Linked DNA regions of Homo sapiens: region 1 is linked to region 2. Evidence: chromatin contacts called from ENCODE Hi-C data. All regions are on one chromosome and are shown on one strand. The core of a region is the stretch at or near the end of the contact, and the rest is flanking DNA. Distances in the headings are between cores, read along the strand shown. Region 1 overlaps ACAP2 (ArfGAP with coiled-coil, ankyrin repeat and PH domains 2). Region 2 holds the start of XXYLT1-AS2 (XXYLT1 antisense RNA 2).

Region 1 (4,643 bases), core at 300-2,799, 250 kb after region 2:
TTTACTATCTGGCCCTTTACAGAAAGTTTACTGACCATTAAGAATGTCAAATATAAGAACATGAATGAAAATCTTTTCTCATATATGAAATACATAAAAGAAAATAAAATTTGGACTTAGCTCTAGCAGTCTGTACTCTAAGAAGCTGAATAAGCCCAGAATTCAGAAAAACAGATACTTTATTTTTAATAACAATACCTTCATTCTCTTATCTATTCATGCATCATAGTTTTTTATTATCAATTGAAAAATAGTTACCTAAAAACATAAAACTAGAAGAGAAGCTGGGTGTGGTGGCTCATGCCTGTAATCCCAGCACTTTGGGAGGCTGAAGTGGGTGGATCACATAAGGTCAGGAGTTCAAGACCAGCCCAGCCAACATGGTGAAACCCCTTCTCTAATAAAAATATGAACATTAGCCAGGCGTGGTGGCAGGCACCTGTAATCCCAGCTACTAGGGAGGCTGAGGCAGGAGAATCACTTGAACCCAGGAGGTGGAGATTGCAGTGAGCTGAGATCGCGCCACTGCACTCCAGCCTGGGACACAAGAGCAAAACTCCATCTCAAAAAAAAACAAATAAGAAAACTAGAAGAGAAAAAAATCCAACAGCAAGTTTACCACCAAGACATGGCTATGAAATGAATGAGGCTCAAAAATAGAACTCTCTCCACTCAGATAACTGCATATTCTTGTAGCAATAAACTTTCTAAGCTACTGTTTGTAAAAAGAGTATACATTAAAATAACTAAATACATTAAATGTGTAACATGAGCATTACATTTTCCTTATAAAATTATTTTAAAGAAAAAAGAAGTATGGGCCGGGCACGGTGGCTCACGTCTGTAATCCCAGCACTTTGGGAGGCTGAGACAGGCAGATCACTTGAGGTCAGGAGTTCAATACCAGCCTGGCCAACATGGTGAAAACCTGTCTTACTAAAAATACAAAAATTAGCCAGGCATGGTGGCGCATGTCTGTAATCCCAACTACTTGGCAGGCTGAGGCAGGAGAATTGCTTGAACCCGGGAGGCAGAGGTTGCAGTGAGCCAAGATTGCATCACTGCACTCCAGCCTGGGAGACAGAGTGAGACTGTGTCTCAAAAAAGAAAAAAAAAAAAAAAAAAAAAGAAGAAGTATGCTAAATAATTATTTTTCCCATCCATTTAAAATCCTTAAAAACTAACAACCACCACCAAAAAAAAAAAACCCTTCATTCCAACTTGGCAATAGCCTTAAAATGAAATTAATAATTTAAAAAAAATTAGGTCACATGGTGATGCAATCTAAATTGCCAATAGCAGGATATTCAAGATCATTAATAGGCACATAAATATCCTCAAACATTAAAGGTGGATTTCAGGCTCTAAGTCATAACTACCTAATAAAGAAATCATCAAATAGAAATAAATATTCAAAATGTGCAGATTTTGAAACTGTTGTATTCTTTTGTTTTATATAATACATGTATTTCTAAAAGCTGCATGTAAATTGAATAACCGTTTAGAGACTCAGGAGAGGTGCCTATATGTATGTGTCCATCATAGTACCTATCACCCTAAGTCAACTTCCTCTTTCAGCTCAACAGCCTTATGTACCTTGGGCAATGCTGGACTATTCTTTGCAAGGAAAGGACAACAGCTGCATCAAGGATGGCCCACTGACCCAAGGGCAGTCCTGGGATTTGTTAAGTGGTTAAAAAAGAGTGACGAAAAGGTCCTATACCAATGAGATTACTCCCTCTGTTTTCGACCAGAAAACAACACAGCACACACTCTAGAAACCTGCTTTTTAATAGAAGTGCTCCATTAAATACTTTTATAATGTGAATGGCCACCCCTTATTAGTTTGATTAAGTTCTGGGTCCTCTATGCTGGGTCTCTACAATATCTCTATGTTGAGAGGCAGTAGAATAAAGTTCAAAAAAAAAAAAGAAAACTTCTTGTGTTTGAATCGCTACTATACTTCTTATTAGCTGTGTAATGATGAACAAGTTGTGTTTCGGTTTCTTCTCTAAAACATAGATAAACAACACTCTCTCCCACAGAGACGTATGACAAATGTTAATATACATGTGAAAACACTAAGTAGTCAGTGAATGTCAGCTATGATTATTTACATAGTGTTAAAGAAAATGCACAATCTCTTTTTGTTTTCATGTTATGGGGCCACCTGAGAAGAAAGCAGTAATAAGATCATCACATACTTCCAAAATGAATTTGAAATAGTCTGAAAAGGGGCAAAAACAGTTAAAACAGGCCTAAGATCAGCAATTAAAACAGCAAATCTAATTTCCTTTAAGAGAAAACACTTCTAGGCGTGCAAAAGGCTTACTGGAAGAGAGACAAAAACACAATACTGCTGTCCCTTTCCAAAGATCACACGTCAAATACAGACTGGAGTCCTCTCCTAACTTCCTAACTTCAATCTAGACTAGAGGACTACATATATATGACATATAAAATGATGAAATATTTAAAAATCCACTTGGTTTCTAAGGTTATCAAGGAAGGTTCTATCCAACTCCTCTAAGAGCCTAAAAACAGAGGAGAACCAACATAGAATCAGTATGAAGGAAGGTTACAGTTCTAAATTTATATTTACACTTAATCTTAGCCAAAAGGCCAAGAAGCAACTGTATATTTGTTACATAATAACCTTTTATAAATATCTCCACTGGCCAGGCATGGTGGCTCACGGCTGTAATCCCAGCACTTTGGGAGGCCAAGGCAGGTAGATCACGGGAGGTCAGGAGTTCGAGGCCAGCCTGATCAACATGGTGAAACCCTGTCTCTACTAAAAATGCGCCAGGCATGGTGGCGCATGCCTGTAATCCCCGCTACTCGGGAGGCTGAGGCAGGAGAATCACTTGAACCCAGGAGACAGAGGTTGCGGTGAGCCAAGATCACACCATTGCACTCCAGCCTGGGCAACAAGAGTGAAACTCCAACTCTAAATAAATAAATAAATAAATAAATAAATAAATAAATAAATAAAATGTCTCTGCCTTCATTGTTTTCAAAAGTTTCAAGGGATGAAATTCAAAGGTCTTTCTTCTCTATTTATTATCTTACAAATGTTGTAACTGCTCCTACGTGCTCAAATTGATCTACTAAGCAAACCTAGCTAGATCCATGAGAAATTCAGTCCTGTAATAGGAAAGGGAGTAGTGGAAAAACAAACTAGAAATGGAAACCAATATTTTAGTCTGTCAACTCATACGAGCCCCTGAGAAAATCATTTAATCACACCAGACCTCAGCTCTCTCACTCTGAAACAGCTTGACTATCACTTCAAGACCTAACATTCCATTATTTGGGATTAAGCATTCAAAGGAAAGCTATTGGGTTGGGGCAAAAGTAATTGCGGTTTTTGCCATTACTTTTGCACCAATCTAATAGAACCTGGATTTGTTTCTCTTCTAAGTAAGATTTCCTCCAGGCCCTTGCTTTTGCTTTCAAAAGAGTTAAGGGAGGAAAAAAATGTTTAAGCCATAAAAAAAACCTCACCAGATTTTATATTAACAAGTTTCATTCATCTTCTCAAAAGTCTCCTCTGCATAGTTCTTAAAAGACAAGGAGTATGAATATAGATGAAAATAGTGGGATTTTAAAAGTGTTTTGTTTGGCTTAATATTTTGGAGGAAAACAGATTTATTTTATTTTTTGTAGAGACAGGATCTCATTATGCTGACCAGTCTTGTTGACCAGTCTGGTCTCGAACTCCTGGCCTGAAGCAATCCTCCCATCCCAGCCTCCCAAAGTACTAGGATTACAGGCGTGAGCCATAACACTTGGCCAGAAAAAAAATTTTGTTTTCCATCTACGTTTGTATCTTTCTAAGCAAGCCCCATTATATTTCTGTTTTACAGATTGTAAACATTACTCTGCCACTTCCCAGTGGGGAAAAAAAAAACTTTTTTTAAAAAAAGTAGCGAAAAAAAAAATCTATAACCCTTTTCCCCTCAAATTTTCCCCCATCAATACACAGTATCCAAAATAAAAACCATCAGGGGCCATGGAGGAGTATAATTGAAAAAGCAACCAAATCACAGCACAAGGTTGAGATGCAAATAGTATGGCTCTGGTGAATGAATATCACACTCTTAAGTCATAACTCAGATATCAACAACCCCTTTAAATCCCAGCTCATGATTTAAAAAATAAAAAAATTTAAAAAAAGGAAGAACTTAAAATATTATCCAGATAATAGGACCGGGTGCAGTGGCTCATGCCTGTAATCCCAGCACTTTGGGAGGCCGAGGTGGGAGGATCACCTGAGGTTGGGAGTTCGAGAGCAGCCTGACCAACATGATGAAACCCTGTCTCTACTAAAAATACAAAATTAGCCGGGTATGGTGGCGCATGCCTGTAATCCCAGCTACTCGGGGGGCTGAGGCAGGAGAATCGCTTGAACCTGGGAGCCAAAGGTTGTGGTGAGCCAAGATCGCACCATTGCACTCCAGCCTGGGCAACAAGAATGACAGTCCGTCTCAAAAAAAAAAACAACAAAAAAATACGTATGTGTATATATATATGTGTGTGTATATATATATATATTCCAGATAATCATCCTACATGGAGAATTTGAGGTGGGAGGAGAGGTCTATAGAATCTTCTGTTCCTGGGCCTTCAGCTTCTCATAT
Region 2 (4,421 bases), core at 480-2,979:
GCACCTGAGATGGCCATGGAGCCATATAGAAATTCCCTTCATGTGGGGCTGGTCACGCTCAGCTCAGTCCTTTCCACACGTGGTTTGTTACAGAAGGTCCCTCTTGTACACATGCCACTGGGATTCAACTGTGCTATTTTGCTTTTTTTCCCCAGGAAGATGCTTACAGATAAGCCTTTCTGCTGCCTGGATTACAAATAAGGTTCTTTCAATGCGATGATGTTTATTTGGCATAGGAAACAGATTGCAGCAATGCAACAAAGCACACAGTCCTGCGGGCCCATCATCCGCCGCTGTGCCTCCACTGTAGCCCTGTCCAGACCCACGTCCCACTGCAAGCTCCTGGAGGACAGGGTCTGGTTTCTCTCTACTGCATAGCCAAACCCTCGGCAAATGCCTGCCCAGTGAGCTTTCTATTCGGGCACAGAGTTTGGTCTATCCCAAGAGCACTCTTAGAGGCTACGCCTGCATTGCAAAGCCAAACACCACTCCGAGAGACTTTTCAGAGGAAAGAAGGGAATGTGATACCCACTTCTTAGCATTTTGAAGGCAGAACTCCATTTTTGTTTGTTTGGTTTCTTTTTTTAGAGACAGGGTCTCGCTATGTTGCCCAGGCTGGAGTGCATGGCTAGTCACAGGCGTAATCCCATTACTAATCAGCACAGGAGTTTTAACCTGCTTCATTTCCAGCCTGGGCTGCTTCATCCCTTCCTAGGCAACTTGGTGGTCCCCCGTTCCCAGGAGGTCACCAAGTTGATGCCAAACTTAGTGCAGACACCCACAGAATTCCTGGGCTTAAGTGACCCCCCTGCCTCAGCCTTCCAAGTAGCTGGAACTACAGGTGCAGGCTACCATGCCCAGCTGAAGGCAGAATATTAAGCTGAGGGAGAGGTGAGCCACTCAGTAAAATTTACAGTTCCTACAGCAAAAAGTCTATGTATCTTGTCCATGGGATATCTCTAAACAGCAGTACTGACTCAGTGTTGACACCGCAGGCATTTGCGTTTTCATTAAGTTTTATCTACCCTATCTCCCTCACGTTATATCTTCCTTGAAAGCAAGAGGCATGTCTTCTACTTCGTAATTCCTCATGGGACCAATCCTATGGCTCACACACACAATGAGCCAAATAAAAAACTGAGAATAGGCTGGGCATGGTGACTCACACCTGTAATCCCAGCACTTTGGGAAGCCCAGGCAGGTGGATCACCTGAGGTCAGGAGTTCGAGACCAGCCTGGCCAACATGATGAAACCCTGTCTCTACTAAAAATACAAAAATTAGCCAGGCATGGTGGTCAGCGCCTGTAATCTCAGCTACTTGGGAGGCTGAGGCAGGAGAATCGCTTGAACCCGGGAGGCGGAGGTTGCAGTGAGCCAAGATCACACCACTGCACTCCAGCCTGGGCGACAAGAAAGAAACTATGTCTCAAACAAACAAACTGAGAATAACAAACTTTCCCATGGACTGTCTTTACAAACAAAAACTGAATGTGAAAGTAACTTCTCTAAGACCAGTAATGGGACTACAGAGCCTGACTTAGCAGCTGGCCAGCACCGCGGAGGAAACGCCCTCTGACTACACATCTGTTCCTGCATTCACTCAACAAACATCGAAGTGCCTGGCATTGGTCTGCACGGCATAAACAGAACAGAAGGGCTGCCTCCCAGTCCCACCCCTTCCACGCATTCACTTCCTCACTCATTCTTTCAGGAGACACCTGTGTCAGGCACGACGTGGTGAACTTTTAAAAACGGATTCAGTAGTACCAAAATACTCATAATGTGCAGACAGACAAAAGAACTGGAAGGAGTCGTGTTTTCAGACACAGGAAGCTTTTCACGTGCTCCACCTGGACCTCATCTCTCAGCCTCACACTCCGATCTTCAGCAGCCCCCGCTATGCGCCCGAGTCTTGGGACGTCATCCCGGAGCTCCTAGCCTGCCCGGGAGGCAGAGCCATCAGGTAAGAGACGGTCACAATGACAGCAACACAATCCCGCTTGGGTTCTCTGTACAGAGTTTTCCTTTTAAAATACCTTTTCCACTGATGTTATTTAAAAATAACAACCTCAGAGTAGACTTCTGATCTCTACCACAGGGCAGGTACATCCCTCCCTTTTTATGAGTAATTCCTGCAGGGGTTATAGCACGGCCTCCAGGTCACACGGGCTACACAAAAACACTTAGCCCAGTTTTCTAACTCCCAGGGAGTGAAGGAATCACTATTTTAAAAGGTGGCAAGCTTTTTTCTCCTTTACTCAGATTTAACTCTGATAGAAACTGACAGGCTCAATCTTGGTTAATTTTTTTTTTTTAAACACGAGAACAAGGTTCAAGAAATTCATCTTCAGGTGTCAGAGAGACGAAAAGAACCCAATAGCTTTTATCTTCAAGTCCTACATTTATGCATCTCGTAATGAGGGTGATGGCTGGTTCCCTTACAACGGAGGGCTTCATGCCTAGTGAACAACGGACCTGAATTTATATCAGCCATAAAGCCTTCCAGACGTGACGGTCACGCTAACATCCTGACATGAGGCAATCTGCAGAGAGATGGAAAGTGTGCTTGGCTAGAGGTTAGTGCTGCCTCTCTCTATTTTCTTCCCTTGTACCAACTGATTTCAGACTGAGGAACTTGAAGACAGAGTGACACTATGAGCTCATATAACTCTCCTCAGCTCTAAACTCGGCCACAGCAGATGTGTTTTTAAGAAACTAATAGACTGAAAATGACATTTACAGACGAAATGCTGTGACGACTGAGATTCGTTTCAAAATAATCAGGGGAAGAGGAAAAGTGGGTGGGAGGAGACATAAAACAAAGATTGGCTAAGGGCTGATAGTTATTGAGGCTGCATGGATATTATAATATTGGGGCATCCAGAAATATTACATGATGCTTTCTACTTTTGTATATGTTGAAAGGTTTTCATAGTAAAAAGAAAAATCATACCAAGAGACCAGCAACATTTATCAAAGAAGGCTGACTTAGGTATAAGGATGGTCAAGATACACTGTTAAGTGAACAAAAAAAGATGTACAAAGGTATAGAGAGTTTATTTACATATACACACACACACCCCCTGATAAAAATATAGAAAATTTCTGGAAAAATAATAACCTCCATATGCTATTCAAAACAAAAATGTATCACTTTTTAATGATGAGTTTTAGATAACAATTGTTTTCATCCGATGGGGGGGCAACAGGAGGAAAGGGCATAGTCGGCTTGAAAATGAGATAAACATCTCCATGGGCCAGGAACAGAACAGAAACCATATTGGAGATCAGGGCTAGAGCCATGGCTGGAACCTGGAAGCAAGCAAAGGGCCAGATGTTCACCCTCTGTGCAGCGTAGCAGGGACCAAACACCCCACGCACGGGGGAAAGTGGAAGCCAGGCTCAGTGAAACAGGGAGTGGGGGCTGCCTCGGGCACAGTCCTCGGTCTCTCCCCCTGTCCTCGTCCCTTCCTCCTCTGCTGCAACTATACTGCAATCTACATTCGTCCCTCCCCCCATCTTTGATCCCCTGGTTTCCAATATTCTCTGGGATATTAAAATGTTCTTCACTATTGCGGACTAGTTATTTTCTCTTTGTAATACTGTCTGTTTCTGTTTTGCAAATACCTTACAATGTTTAGGGTAAAGCCATAAAAACTGGTCTGTATAGATAAGACACTATTAATAAATGTATGATGGTAATTTCCGCAGAAGCGGGAAGGAGGGAAACACAGTACCAACACCCTAGCTAGCTGCGAGGAAGCCGGGAGATAACATATCCAGCGTTTTTGTCTTCCATAATAGGAGGCAGGCTTCTATGGCAGAGAATTCCCAAATTCTAGGAAAGGGGTTAAGATGCTGAGAAGCCAAAAGATGAGCAATAATTTTGCTAAGTTGTCAGCAGCCCCAACCGTACATATAAGGAAACTGAGGCTGAGGTTAAGTGACTTCCCTAGGTTCACAGAACTTATCAGTGGCCAAGCTGGGACTGTGGATAACGCTGCCACCACCACCCAGGAGTGCTGCTCGTGCTAGGCACCATAAATACATTATCTGATTCAATCTCCCTCAACTCTGCCACATATAGTGTTATAATCTCCATTTCTCATGAGCTAAAGAGACTAAGGCTCAGAGACGTCAAGAGACTTGCCCAAGGTCACACAGCAACTGAGTGGTAGAGGTAGTCAGTCCACACCCTCCCTTCTTCCCTCTGTGCTGGCGCTCACTCCCTCCCCAACACTCCCCTGGGAGCCCAGCACCAGTCCTTGGAGTGGGATGACGCAGCCTGCAGAGAAGCTTTCCTTCCGAGCGTCTGGAAGAACCCGAGGCTGGCACAGCACCATCAGCAAATAAAACCATGTGACTTAAAAAGGTGAACGAGCGGACATGATTAAAATACTTAACACAAAAGCGAATTCCC

The links. A loop is a pair of places that touch in the nucleus more often than their neighbours do. Pooled maps may share reads with other maps.
Region 1: a loop to region 2 is called in a map with no recorded cell type, with 2.9 times the contacts of the local background. The contact joins the enhancer-like site here to the promoter of XXYLT1-AS2 in region 2. A Hi-C loop is called at or near these places in 6 of 37 single-sample maps with no recorded cell type and 5 of 50 pooled maps.

The regions. Positions count from the first base shown.
Region 1 is chr3:195,395,687-195,400,329 of GRCh38, forward strand. The region is part of intron 1 of ACAP2 (ArfGAP with coiled-coil, ankyrin repeat and PH domains 2); the gene reads right to left. Among named protein-coding and RNA genes, the nearest start is that of ACAP2, 45 kb to the right of the region's middle. Within about 2 kb of position 1,550, at least 2 of the 41 ENCODE cell types and tissues checked have a DNase peak (open chromatin) inside an H3K27ac peak, as active enhancers do.
Region 2 is chr3:195,146,142-195,150,562 of GRCh38, forward strand. It overlaps XXYLT1-AS2 (XXYLT1 antisense RNA 2), which reads left to right and starts at 1,730. Exons shown (of 2, transcript NR_102711.1): 1 at 1,730-1,964. The region is part of intron 3 of XXYLT1 (xyloside xylosyltransferase 1); the gene reads right to left. LOC105374296 (a long non-coding RNA gene) reads right to left here. Exons shown (of 2, transcript XR_001741088.2): 2 at 3,130-4,421. It also overlaps the pseudogene RN7SL36P. RefSeq lists enhancers at 1,448-1,557, 1,798-1,847, 4,076-4,285.